3 separate regions of the Homo sapiens genome follow, and regions 1 and 3 are each linked to region 2. A link is a contact called in ENCODE Hi-C or POLR2A ChIA-PET data. All regions are on one chromosome and are shown on one strand. The core of a region is the stretch at or near the end of the contact, and the rest is flanking DNA. Distances in the headings are between cores, read along the strand shown. Region 1 has its middle 52 kb from the start of TLR10. Region 2 holds the start of LINC01259 (long intergenic non-protein coding RNA 1259). Region 3 has its middle 61 kb from the start of LINC02513.

What was found. Hi-C counts contacts between places; a loop is a spot of excess contacts on that map. ChIA-PET counts read pairs that join two places held with the same protein, here RNA polymerase II (POLR2A). Pooled maps may share reads with other maps.
Region 1: a map of endothelial cell of umbilical vein shows a loop between it and region 2 (2.4-fold over the local background). The contact joins the enhancer-like site here to the promoter of LINC01259 in region 2. A Hi-C loop is called at or near these places in 5 of 168 maps with a recorded cell type or tissue (GM11168, GM12878, K562 and 2 more), 16 of 37 single-sample maps with no recorded cell type and 10 of 50 pooled maps. POLR2A ChIA-PET finds 5 or more read pairs at or near these places in 2 of 52 experiments (GM12878 and activated naive CD4-positive, alpha-beta T cell).
Region 3: a map with no recorded cell type shows a loop between it and region 2 (8-fold over the local background). The contact joins the enhancer-like site here to the promoter of LINC01259 in region 2. A Hi-C loop is called at or near these places in 4 of 168 maps with a recorded cell type or tissue (CD4-positive, alpha-beta T cell, CD4-positive, alpha-beta memory T cell, CD8-positive, alpha-beta T cell and 1 more), 32 of 37 single-sample maps with no recorded cell type and 13 of 50 pooled maps. POLR2A ChIA-PET finds 5 or more read pairs at or near these places in 11 of 52 experiments (CD4-positive, alpha-beta T cell, CD4-positive, alpha-beta memory T cell, GM10248 and 8 more).

The regions. Positions count from the first base shown.
Region 1 is chr4:38,728,990-38,733,389 of GRCh38, forward strand. No RefSeq gene overlaps it. Among named protein-coding and RNA genes, the nearest start is that of TLR10, 52 kb to the right of the region's middle. RefSeq lists an enhancer at 1,857-2,226. Within about 2 kb of position 2,187, at least 4 of the 41 ENCODE cell types and tissues checked have a DNase peak (open chromatin) inside an H3K27ac peak, as active enhancers do; they include GM12878, where a contact is called at or near this core.
Region 2 is chr4:38,508,449-38,512,779 of GRCh38, forward strand. It overlaps LINC01259 (long intergenic non-protein coding RNA 1259), which reads left to right and starts at 1,319. Exons shown (of 3, transcript NR_149076.1): 1 at 1,319-1,499. All of the region lies in intron 1 of LINC01258 (long intergenic non-protein coding RNA 1258), which reads right to left.
Region 3 is chr4:38,304,109-38,308,715 of GRCh38, forward strand. No RefSeq gene overlaps it. Among named protein-coding and RNA genes, the nearest start is that of LINC02513, 61 kb to the right of the region's middle. RefSeq lists an enhancer at 3,989-4,158. Within about 2 kb of position 2,468, at least 3 of the 41 ENCODE cell types and tissues checked have a DNase peak (open chromatin) inside an H3K27ac peak, as active enhancers do; they include CD8-positive, alpha-beta T cell, where a contact is called at or near this core.

The sequences.
Region 1 (4,400 bases), core at 937-3,436, 220 kb after region 2:
CTGGCAGGAGGGTGTTTGCCTTTGAGAGAGGTGGGGGCAGGGGTATCAAATTCTCCTGGGGAAGACAGGAAGTTTGCCAGCGCCACCCAGAGCAGAAAAAAAGTGTGGCAGTATCAATAAAGATGACAATAGCAAGAGATCTCCTTTTTTCCTCAGAGTCCTGGCCTGCATGAATAGGTGAAATCACAACAGCTAAGATTCAGTGAGTGCTTCCTGTGTAGGCCACGTGCTGCACTTAGGACCACACGCATGGGTTCGTTGAATGCACTCAACAACCCTATGGCATGGATTTTATTATTTTCATTTTTCAGGTGAGAAAACCATGGTACAGAGAAAAGTAAATCGCTTCCCCAGGGGCTGCTCGGCCCCCAGGAGGCAGAACCAGAGTCTGAACCCAAGCGATCTTTTACGGCCCTCCCCTGCAAGCTGGCAACGGAGTATTTCCCTTTATGGTCCCTCTCATTTAATTTTGAATCAGATGTCTTATGCCAAAGTATATACAGAAAGGACACCACTTTGGAAGGTATCTTTGTCCATTCTGGCTACTATAACAAAATACCATAAACTGGGTGTCTTTTTTTTTTTTTTTTTTTTTTTTTTTTGACGGAGTCTCGCTCTGTCGCCCAGGCTGGAGTGCAGTGGTGCGATCTCGGGCTCACTGCAAGCTCCGCCTCCTGGGTTCACACCATTCTCCTGCCTCAGCCTCCTGAGTAGCTGGGAATACAGGTGCCCGCCACCACGCCCGGCTAATTTTTTGTATTTTTTTTTTTAGTAGAGATGGAGTTTCACAGTGTTAGCCAGGATGGTCTCGATCTCCTGACCTCGTGATCCTCCCACCTCAGCCTCCCAAAGTGCTGGGATTACAGGCGTGAGCCACCAGGCCCGGCCAACTGGATGTCTTATAAACAACAGAAATTCATTTCTGACAGTTCCAGAGGCTGGAACTCCAAAATCAAGGCACAGGCAGAGCTGGCATCTGGCGAGGTTCTGCCCTCTAGTTCATAGATGGTGCCTTCTCACCATGTCCTCCCAAGGTGGAAGGGGTGGGAGGTCTCTCTTGGGCATCTTTGATGAGGGCACTCTTCCCATTCAGGAGGCCTCTGCCTTCATGACCTAATCACCTCCCAAAGACCCAGCTCCCAGTACCATCACCTTAGGGGGTAGGATTTCAACATATGGATTTTAGGGAAACACAAACATTCAGACCATAGCAGAGGGGATGAGAGACCCCTGAAGCCTGCTAAGGCTCCTGAGAGCAGCTGACAAATGTATAGGATTTTGAAGAAACTTTTAAAGTCCCAGGGCAATCAACTTTGTTCCTGCTCTGAGTCTGAGAGGTCCCCATTCAAAGTTAGCCCCCTCATTCAGTCTTTTTTTTTTTTTTCTTAAATTTTGAGACAGGATCTTACCCAGGCTAGAGTGCAGTGGCACAATCACGGCTCACGGCAGCCTCCACCTCCCAGACTCAAGGGATCCTCCCACCTCAGCCTCCTGAGTAGCTGAGACTACAGGTACACGCCACCGTGCTTGGCTAATTTTTGTATTTTTTGTAGTGACAGGGTTTTGCCATGTAGCCCAGGCTGGTGTGGAACTCCTGGGCTCAAGCAGTCCACCCACTTTGACTTCCCAAAATGCTGGGATTACAGGCCTGAGCCCCTAACTCAGTCTTTATTGCACAGCATTAAAAGGGTGGAAGGAGCGCTTCACAGAGCCATTCTCCTCCTCCCACCACCATGAGAGGTACAAATTCTACCAAACCTCGTCTCCTGTCTGCCTCTGGTGCAGGTTGAGGTTTGGCCTTCAGGGATTGCTCCTCTGAGCTAATTTCTTGCAAAGGATGTGACAAAGGTCACTAGAGAGAAAACACCTCAGCACGTGTTCCATAGGCCAATGCGGTGAGTTCAGCACAGCCCCATCAGCACGCAGACCATGTGAGAGGACTCATGCATGGGAGGCCACCCACGAACAGGGCTATTTTAATAGAATGTCTTCGGGTGTGGTGAGAAAAACCCCGGCTTGGAGTGTTTGTGGTTCATCTGGAATCAGGCAGCGCTGTTATAAGCTTGGGGCCTATACAGGCTTCCTGGGTTTCTGCTTATTGATACACATTGTAGGTCCTCCAAGAACGGTCCTGAATCATTCCCTTGGTTATGTCCATGTACCGGATCATTCCTTTGATTAGTACACTGTAAATACTTCAAGAATGCTAGAGAAAGTTTTGAGATCAGAGCCTTTCCCACAAAAGGTCAGGAGTTCCAGTTCTCAATAAGCCGAGGTATCTGTGGTTAGAGGAGTCCAGAAAATGCGGGCTGTGTGCGCCCCCTGCTGGAGAGGGAGGCCCAGGCACGCGGAGCTTCTAGTTCAGGGCCGGGGTCCTCTTGAGGGTTCTCGGAGCACCTTCTCGCGGCTCAGAGGGTTCTTCTTCCTGTCCTTCCAGGGCGGCCTTGCGTGAGAGCAGGACTGCTAAGGGTAATGTGGCAATCTAGAGCCAGATTGCCGGGGTTCGAATCCTGCTTCTGCAACTGCTCTGTAACTTTTGGCAGGTCATTAAACCTCTCTGTGCCTCACCTTCCTCATCTGTAAAGTTGGGATGATCATATTAGAGCCTACCTCAGAGAGTACTTATGAGACATAAACGAGATAACATCTCAAACACTGAGGCACAAACAAAGCAAATGTCAAAACACTTAGAATGGTGCCTGGCACATAGGGAGTGTTATGTGTTAATTATATATTAATTATTGCTATTATTAATATCATCATCATAATTCTCTTGGTTATTAATAAAATCTAAGAGAAAGCTTTTCTCCTCTCTCTCAACCCTAAGGGTCACTTTCACGGGCATCAGAAATTCTAACAATCCCAGAGCCAGGATTACAGGCATGAGCCACCGCACTAGGCTCATTATTCTAGATACTAAGAGGAGGGAAGAAACTGCTAACTCTATTCCAATAAAAACATCTTCTTCAAAGAAAAAAGGTAAGCCAAGCACAGTGGCCATGCCCGTAATCCTGGCACTTTGGGAAGCTAAGGTGGGAGATCACTTGAGGCCAGAAGTTTGAGACCAGCCTAGGCAACCTAGCAAGACTCCCCCTCTACAAAAAAATTTAAAAATTGACACATGCCTGTGGTCCCCGCTACTTGAGAGGCTGAGGTATGAAGATCATTTGAACCCATGAGTTTGCAGCTACAGTGAGCTGTGATTGCACCACTGCACTGCAGCTTGGGCAACAGAGTGAAACACTGTCTCTAATTAATTAATTAATTAATTAATTAATTAATTTTTAATTAAAAAGAAAAAGAAAAAAGAATAACTTTCATATCAGCCAGGCACTTCCAAAGTTGTTGGGCTTGTTGGTTGTCTCTGATAGCAAAATAATCTATAGACTGCCTTTTATTTCTGCTTTTGGGAAAATTTAATAAAGTTTGGTTTCTGAGGTAGTACCCTCAATTTAACAATTTGTTTTCTTGAAAATTTGAAGATTATATATATGTCTCTTCACGTGTATGCATATGCCTTATGTATATACACACATATGTGTATTTGTGCAAACATGTATACATCCATATTCCATTTTAGGCATTAGGCATATGCTTACAAAGATACATAAACATATATATTGTGAGCATGTTTAAGACTATATAGGCCAGATTGGTGGCTCACATCTGTAATCTCAGCACTTTGGGAGGCTGACGCAGGCGGATCACTTGAGATCAGGAGCTTGAGACCAGCCTGGCCAACATGGGGAAACCCCATCTCTACTAAAAACACAAAAAAATTAGCCGTATATGGTGGCGGGCACTTGGAGTCTCAGCTATTTGGGAGGCTGAGGCACAAGAATTGCTTGAACCTGGGAAGCAGAGGTTGCAGTGAGCCAAGATTGCACCACTGCACTCCAGACTGAATGACAGAACAAGACTCTGTCAAAAAAAAAAAAAGACTATATAAACACATACATACAGAATGCCTTATAGATGTTTATGCCCCTTTGAGTGGAACACTGGTGGTTGTGGGGAGGAAGGCACACATGGAAGAAGTAAAAATAGCCATAGGGTTCCCCAGGGGACGATATTCTCAAGAAATTTGGAAGTTCAGCAGGGCACAGCTCAGAAAGGGAGGTGATGGTGGTGGTGGTGGTAGTGGTGTTGATGATGGTGATGGTGGTGGTGATGGTGATGGTGGTGGTGATGATGGTGGTGGTAATGGTGGGATGGTGGTGTTGGTGGTGATGGTGGTGGAGGCTGTGGTGTTAGTGGTGATGGTGGTGGTACTGGTGGTAGTGGTGATGGTGGTGGAGGCAGTGGTGGCGGTGGTGGTGATGGTGGTGGTGGTGATGATCATGGTTGTTGGGGTGGTAGTGGAGGTGGTGATGGTGGTAGTGTTGGTGGTGGTAGTGTTG
Region 2 (4,331 bases), core at 69-2,568:
CAGTGGTGACTTATATCTAACTGAAGTTACAAACGAACCCAGACCTAGAACAACTACACATGAGATTGACCTCACCCCAAAACACACACACACACACACACACACACACACACACACACGATCAGCATGACAGAAGGTGGTGCCCCTCATAGGAGAGGTGCTAAATGGAAGTACATGATGGTAAAATCCGTGCATTGTTTGAGAAGTAACAGAATATTTGAATGTAGACCATAACAACTTAAAGATGGATGTCTAAATCCTAGAGCAACCACCAAAAAATAGCACAAAGATATGAGTAAAACAAAAATATAATAAAGGAAAGGAAACGATCAGTTAAAAAATAGTTGGTTCACTCAAAAGAAGGCAGGAAATAAAGACAACAAAGAACAAAGGAGACAAATATTAGGATGACAGACTGAAACCCAAACTATCAATAATTAGGTTAAATGTAAATAGATTAAACAATTCAAGTAAAAGGCAGAAATAGTCAATCTGGATAACACAGCAGAGCCCACCTGTATACTGTTTACAAGATAAATATTTTAAGTATAAAGACTCAGACTTGTGACATATAAAGTAAAAGAGCACATGCAAAAGATAGTTATAAGAAAGCTGGCTTGCTATATTCATATCAAGGTAGACTCCAAGGCAAAGAGTAATACCAGAGATGAAGAGAGACATTTCATAATAATCAAATAATTCATTAACCAAGAAGGTCTAACATCTTGAACATGTATGCAACCTAATCACAAAGCATCAAAATACATGGAGAAAACATTGATGAGTCCCAATCATCCGTAAAGGCAGAAATTGATTAATCACAGTCATAGTTGGAGATTTAACACTTCTAGATAAAACTGGTAGACAATGAAAAATCAGAAAGGCTATAGAAGATTTGAACAGCACTACCAACCAATTTGACCTTATTAACATGCGTGAAATACTAACTACATTAAACATCTGCAGACCACACACATTCTAAGAAAGGGTTCAGAGAGGAGAAGGAACGCTGGAGGAAGGAAGACCAAGCAGGTGATGGCTGAAGAAGAAATTTAACTGGTAGGAAGTGTGGAAAACCAAAGTGTTGAATAGAGAGTGCGATGTAAGCCCTTTTCTCCTTCTCCTCGTTAAATGTCTACATTACTCGATGCACTCTACGAGGTGGACTTTGTTTTGGAGATATGAAAAGGTAGACTCCTATTTTGTGGTTGTTGTGGGGTGAAACTAGAGGCTTCCTGTGAGAAGTCAACCATATCGGGCTATGGTTCTGAGTCCCACCCAGGATGTTTAAGGCAGAGGAGCCACTTTCAGCTCAGACACAAGACAGGTGAATGCCTTCATCATGACTGCCAGAGAGGGAGGAGGCCAACCTGGCACCACCATGGAGGTCCTCAAATCTACCACCCTGGCAGAGGCGAGCTGTGAGATGGCCCTGGCTTTTGTGGGACCACCTTCTGAAGGTCATCTGGAACTGGATGAGAAGTGCTCAAGGATATAAGGTTAGGAGCAGTTTCTCCAAGAAACTCCCTCATAAAACCACAGGAAGATGGTGTTTGAGCTAGTTTTGATGGAGACACTTAAGCTCTTGAGAAACTGGATTATTTCCTGGAAGGGGAAACAGGACCACTGCAGAGAGGCCTGAGTGAATTTCACTCCCTGGCTCCAGCCTCATCTGCTGCTGCAGGTTGACCTGGAGCCTGGAGTCCTTCTGTGGGGCTTACAGTGCAGCCAGCACTGCCCGAAGCTGTAGACACTTAGGGAAGGGGTGAGTACTACCAAGGTGAGGACTACTTAGGCAGCCTTGTGTTGTGAGTAGACTAAGCAGCAGAAATGCTACAGAGTGGGCCAGGCCCAGGGGTGAAGAAGCAACAAATCAGTGGAATGTTTGCAATGTTTTGGTCTTAGGAATTATACCAGGCCTCAAAGTCACAAAGCCTCTCTGTGGTCGAACGCCAGCCAGCCCTCACACAGGCATATGGTGGTGTGGGGAGATGCTGGGATCCATGTGGCAAGCTCCTGACCACACATCAACAGAGGGGTCAAAGACCCTCTGTGTCAGACTTGAGGAACTTGTAGAGAGTCATAAGCTGGGTAAATACAATTTTGAAAATCAGGCCTAGGGGAGTGTTTATAGCAAAATAGCAAGAAGAAAAATTTAGGCTTCACCAGCAACCGGGAAGGCTCCTAGATTCTCCTTGACTGTGGAGGAAAAGGTTGAAAGGAAGACCAAGGTAAGGAGACTCAAAGGGAACGGAAATCTTAAAGGGTTATTGGTTAAGTTGCTCACTGTCTGGTACATGATGGAGCCACCCTGTGCCATCTGCCTCTTACAAGCCTCAGGAAAGTCTAGAAGGTTCCTTTGGCTGGAGGAGAAAATGGGAGGCTGAGCCCTGTGGGCTTCAAGGCTGCCACAGTGGAGCTACACATGGATTACACAAATCACAGGGATCCACTTTGTGGAAGGAAATCCACTTTCTCCATTTTTTAACATTGACAGAATCCTAAAAATTAAATAGATCAATCTATGAAGTATGCAGCTCATTTGGAGCTCATGACAGACAAATGAAAATGCAAGGGCAAAGAAAATACACCAAATGCTGTCAGAAGCTGAGCCAACCATATTCTCTTGTCCTGTGTGTTCGTTTGCTAAGGTTGCCTCGTAACTAAGTACCACAGACTGGGTGGCTCAAACCATAGAAATTTATTCTTCTCACAATTCTGGAGGCTGGAAGTCCAAGATTAAGATGTCAAGAGGGCTGATTTCTTCTGACACCCCTCTCTTTGGCTTGCAGATAGCTGTCTTCTCCCTGTGTCCTCACATGGTCTTCCTTCTGTGTGGAAGGAAGACATGTCTGTGTCTGTGCCCAAATTTCCTCTTCTTATAAGGACACTACCCTAATGATCTCATTTTCATTTAATTACTTCTTTTCTTTTCTTTTTAGATGGAGTCTAGTTCTGTCGCCAGGCTGGAGTGCAGTAGCGCGATCTCAGCTCACTGCAACCTCCACCTCCTGGGTTCAAGTGATTCTCCTGCCTCAGCCTCCCAAATAGCTGGGATTACAGGCACGTGCCACCACACCCAGCTAATTTTTGTATTTTTAGTAGAGATGAGATTTCACCACGTTGGCCGGGATGGTCTCGATCTCCTGATCGTGTGATCTGCTCACCTCAGCCTCCCGAAGTGCTGGGATTACAGGCATGAACCACCGTGCCCGGCTACTCAATTACTTCTTTAAAGGTTCCATCTCCAAATTCCAAGGTACTGGGAGCTAGGGCTTCAGCATTTGAATTTTGGGGAGACACGGTTCAACCCATAACATCCTCCACGCACAGCATCTTCTTTCTGCTAAGTTCCTGGAAAACACCGTTGTCGTTCTCTAGATCATAAACCCTGCATCTGTTTATGCAGATATCTGAGATTTTTCCAGATATTTTCTCCCTTGTATCCTCTGTTTCTATGAAGGTAAAAAACATGTTCTTCTAAATCTTATCTGACCTCTCCAGACTGTCTTTTCAGAGACAGACTTCCTGAGAAATGCATGGCTCCCCTACATGCTACAGGTTGTTTTACTGTGATTTCATTTAGTCCTCTAGAAAAAGCCAAGAAACCTGAAACCTATATCGGCAAAAAAAAAAAAAGGACTGTCTTTTACATCTTTCAGACATTCTAACCTGTCATGACCCTCTTTCAGCCCCCGCCCCACCTCCAATCCAACCCATCCAGTAAGACTTTGGGAACTTATCTGAGAACACCCTGGAAGGGTTAGAACACACAACTGTGTAGCACCATGTACAGCACATGGCATAAAGAAGGATGAAGATGGCAAGGCTTGGTGGCTCATGCCTGTAATCCCAGCACTTTGGGAGGCAGAGGTGGGTGGATCACCTGAGGTCGGGAGTTCAAGACCAGCCTGACCAACATGGAGAAACCCCGTCTCTACTAAAAATACAAAATTAGCCGGGCGTGGTGGCCTATGCCTGTAATCCCAGCTACTTGGGAGGCTGAGGCAGGGGAATCACTTGAACCTGGGAGGCGGAGGTCACAGTGAGCTGAGATTGCACCATTGCACTCCAGCCTGGGTAACAAGAGTGAAACTCTGTCTCAAAAAAAAAAAAAAAAAAAAAAAAAAAGAAGGATGAAGATGACAGAGCAATTCACAGGGCTGAGAAGAAGAGTAGCCCCAGGAAATAGTAAGTTGATGTGAGAGCCCAGAATAGAGAAGACAGCCAGAGCAGCCCCTATGGAGCAAAGGTTGTAGGAAAGCCTTCTAGAAACATCACCTGAGTTGTGAGGATCTTGCTTCTTTTCAGCCATATCTCCACCAACCTCC
Region 3 (4,607 bases), core at 1,218-3,717, 200 kb before region 2:
GTTTCAGTTATGCAGGATGAATAAGTTCTAGAGATATTATATACAGCATGGTGATTATAGTTAATATTACTGTAGAATATACATGCAATTTGCTAAGAGAATAGCTCTTAAATATTCTCACCACATACAAAAAAATGGTAACTTATATGAGATGATGGATATGTTAATCAGCTTGTGGTAATCATTTCACAATATACATGTATATCAAGACATTACATTGTCCATCTTAAATATATACAATTTTTATTTTGTCAATTATATGTCAATAGAGAACCCATCCCCCAAAATTTGTGGTTTAGAGTTAGTATGAATAATGCCAATGGGTTTTCAGTTCATAAAAGAGTGATCTGCTGACAAAAGAATGAGGGGAGCAAGTTTTAGGAGATGTGTTGACTGAGGAAGTTTCTTCAGAAGGAGCTGCTGTATATTCCATTATGTTTTTTATTCTCTGTTTGATCTTGCTGTCCTGTGGAACTTTGATGTAATTAGGAAACACATTCCTCAGGTTAAATGTGAATAGGATGGGATGGTCTGTGAATGTGCGGGCGCATGGTGTGGGACTGGCGGGCAGCTCCGCCTGCGGACCTGGTGTGGGATCCAGTAGGTGAAGCCAGCTGGGCTCCTAAGTCTAGTGGAGACTTGGAGAACCTTTATGTCTAGCTAAGGGATTGTAAATACACCAATCAGCACTCTGTGTCTAGCTCAAGGTTTGTAAACACACCAATCAGCACCCTGTGTCTAGCTCAAAGTTTGTAAACGCACCCATCAGTGCTCTGTGTCTAGCTAATCCAGTGGGGACTTGGAGAACTTTTGTGTCTAGCTCAGGGATTGTAAATGCACCAATCAGTACCCTGTCAAAACAGACCAATCAGCTCTCTGTAAAATGGACCAATCAGCAGGATGTGGGTAGGCCCAGATAAGAGAATAAAAGCAGGCTGCCCAAGCCAGCAGTGGCAACCCACTCGGGTCCCCTTCCACACTGTGGAAGCTTTGTTCTTTCGCTCTTTGCAATAAATCTTGCTGCTGTTCACTCTTTGGGTCCGCATTGCCTTTATGAGCTGTAACACTCACTGCGAAGGTCTGCAGCTTCACTCCTGAGGCCAGTGAGACCAGGAACCCACCGGGAGGAATGAACAACTCTGGACGGGAGGAATGAACAACTCCAGAGGTGCTGCCTTAAGCGCTGTAACACTCACTGCGAAGGTCTGCAGCTTCACTCCTGAAGCCAGCAAGACCACAAACCCACCAGAAGGAAGAAACTCCGAACATGTCCGAACATCAGAATGAACAAACTCTGGACACACCATCTTTAAGAACTGTAACACTCACCGCGAGGGTCCATGGCTTCATTCTTGAAGTCAGTGAGACCAAGAACCCACCAATTCCGGACGCAAATGTACTAGTATGAGGGACATCATTACATTTAAGGAGCCTGGGAACACGGTTCTCAGGCTTTCGGTTTGGTTGTTCTGCACAATTTTTTTTTTTTTTTTGAGACAGAGTCTCACTCTGTCACCCAGGCTGGAGTGCAGTGGCACGATCTTGGCTCACTGCAAGCTCTGCCTCCCAGGTTCACACCATTCTCCTGCCTCAGCCTCCCAAGTAGCTGGGACTACAGGCACCTGACACCGCACTCAGCTAATCTGGTTTTTGTATTTTTATTAGAGATGGGGTTTCACCGTGTTAGCCAGGTTGGTCTTGATCTCCTGACCTCATGATCCACCCGCCTCGGCCTCCCAAAGTGCTGGGATTACAGGCGTGAGCCACCACCCCTGGCCTCTTCTGCACAATTTTTTAAGTGGGGGGACTCTTTTGAAAGGACTTCAGGCTGAGACTTCTGAAAGCATGTAGTGAAGGGCTGAGGGACAAGACCAGAAGGTGGGGCCTAGCCAAGGCTTTGTACTCGCATTCTTACACTCTCCTGCCATTGTCCCTGTGATGAAATGAGCTTCATACATATAGTTTGCTTGAAAATACACCTCATGGGCCAGGTGCAGTGGCTCATGCCTGTAATACCAACACTCAAGCCTTTGGAAGGCTGAGGCAGGTGGATCACTTTGAGGTCAGGAGTTCGAGACCAGCCTGGGCAACATGGTGAAACCCTGTCTCTACTAAAAACACAAAAATTAGCCAGACATGGTGGCACATTCCTATAATCCCAGCTACTTGGGAGTCTGAGGCAGGAGAATCGCTGGAACCCAGGAGGTGGAGGTTGCAGCGAGCCGAGATCACACCACTGCATTCCAGCCTGGGCGACAGAGTGAGACTCCATCTCAAAAAATGTTAAAAAGAAAAGAAAAAACACCCCATGAAGTGTCCTATGATCAAATTTCTGAGACAGAGGAGAGATATGGCATGCTCCATTGTGATTAAAAAAAACGTGGCTTGTAACCTTGGCTTCTCCATCTGTCAAGTGATGACAATCAATGCAGCAATAACTGCACACCTCTCTCACTTCCTCTCTCTTGATCAAGGAAGACTGTGAGAATTAAGAGTTGATCAGAAAGCAAAGTAACAATGATATGTTACAGAGGAGTGAGCTTGCAATGAGATCTGTGAAATTTGGCAAAGCACAGGAAGTGTCCAATTCAGCTAGATTGGATTGGTGCTAAGGCAGTTTGAGCTTGAGGTTGTCCAGAATCCTTTCTGCTAACGAATGCCAACTACAAGGGGAATCCCTGCCTCACCGTTTGCATATAGATTTAGGAGGAAATGCAGATTTGCTCATTTGGTTTCTGTGCAATTTTAGAGTCAAAATGAAACTAGAATGTGAATATTAGAGTATGTGAACCTTCTTAGTATAAAGCTGGATTCCCCTCTGACTTCTGTAGCATTTAGGAAATTGTGCCTTATAATAGCAGCAATCAATAATACATTGTCCTTTCATCAAGTAACAACAATGACTGCTGATGCTCAGATCCTAGTGTTCTGTAGAATCTAGCAACCCATTGTTTGGATACAAGGGTGCATGAATTAACAATATTCACTGCTCATTTTCTTTGTGTTTGCATTCTAGTCTTCTGGAAATGGATTTACTAAAAAAATACTTTCCAAAAAATGAAGTGTTGATTTTTTTTCTTTGTCAGGTAAGAGCCATAATACATGTTCATCATTTTTAAAAAATTGGAATAGGGCCGGGTGCAGTGGCTCGCGCCTGTAATCTCAGCTCTCTGGGAGGCCTGGGCAACATGGAGAGACTGTCTCTACAAAAAATTTAGAAATCAAGTGGGTGTTGTGGCAGGCACCTGTAGTCCCAGCTACTTGGGAGGCTGAGGCAGGAGGATCTCTTGAGCCCAGGAGTTTGAGGTTGCAATGAGCCATGATTGCATCACTGCACTCCAGCCTCGGTGACAGAGAAAGACCCTGCCAGAAAAAAAAAAAAAAAAAAGATGAGAAGGAAGACTATGCAACCCAAACACAATCATTGTTGACTTGTATACAATAGAGTCCCTTAACTCATCTCCACTTAAGGAAACCACTAGATTAATGGATACAACCTCTATTCTATCTGCAAAGTCCTCAGTAGGCTCAAGATGTGACACTGGCATTCTCACAGTGCATCTAAACACATCTCCCACCAGTTGCATGGTCTACTTACCAGGAGTCAGTTTTGTTTGTTCCCAGATGTGTTTATAAAGTTTGCAGTGAAAAAAATATGTAATTAGGAATTATGTAAATGGATGAAAATATAGCAAAGAACATTCTCCCCACCATCACCAAATGCTGTCAGATTAGGTATGGACATGCAACTATAAAAGATTGAGAACAAATCATTAAAATCTAGAAGATTTGTCCTCAGATTGCTTCAAGAGTATCTTTAAGTTCTTGCTACATTCTAAAGAAACTAGAAAATTGTAGTTGATGCATTAAGGATGTGAGACTGAATTGTTAGGTATGAAATACAAAATGAGCGAAGATGCTCCCAAAAACAAAATAACGAAACAAAAATAAAAACCCAACAACAATAAAACTGTAAATCCATGCAATGTTTAATATGTGCCGTGGACTGTTCCAGGCCCTGGAGAAATATTATTCATTTTATTGTCATAAATAATATTGTCATAATTACTCTATGAAGTAGAAAGTAAGTGGTATTGTTATCCCATTTTACAAAGGAGGAAACTGAGGTGCAGCAACATGAAGTTTCTTACCCTGGATTACCCAGCTGGTAAGTAATAGAGCAGACATTTAAACACAGGCAACCTGGTCCTTAGTCCATGACTTCAGCCATTGCCTTATACTAGCCTTTGATTCTACAGCAATCTTTTAAATTTTTGAGTAAAAACTCAATTGATATATGTTTGTATCTTTAAAAACAAATTATTTTGGAAATCCTGAAGCCTGTATAAAAGTAGAGAGGAGAGCGTGATGAGACCCCACTTACCCACTACTCAACCTCAGCAATTATCAACTCATGGCCAATCTTTTATTGTATCTCTCCTCATTCACCTCCTCCTGGCTCTTGAAATATATTAAAACAAATATAAGAAATCATATATTCTCATCCATAAATATTCCAGAATGCATCTCTAAAAGACAAGGACTTCTTTTTATTACACTTGATCTTAGTCAAAAGACCAAGAAGCGATGACAAGGACTTCTTTTAA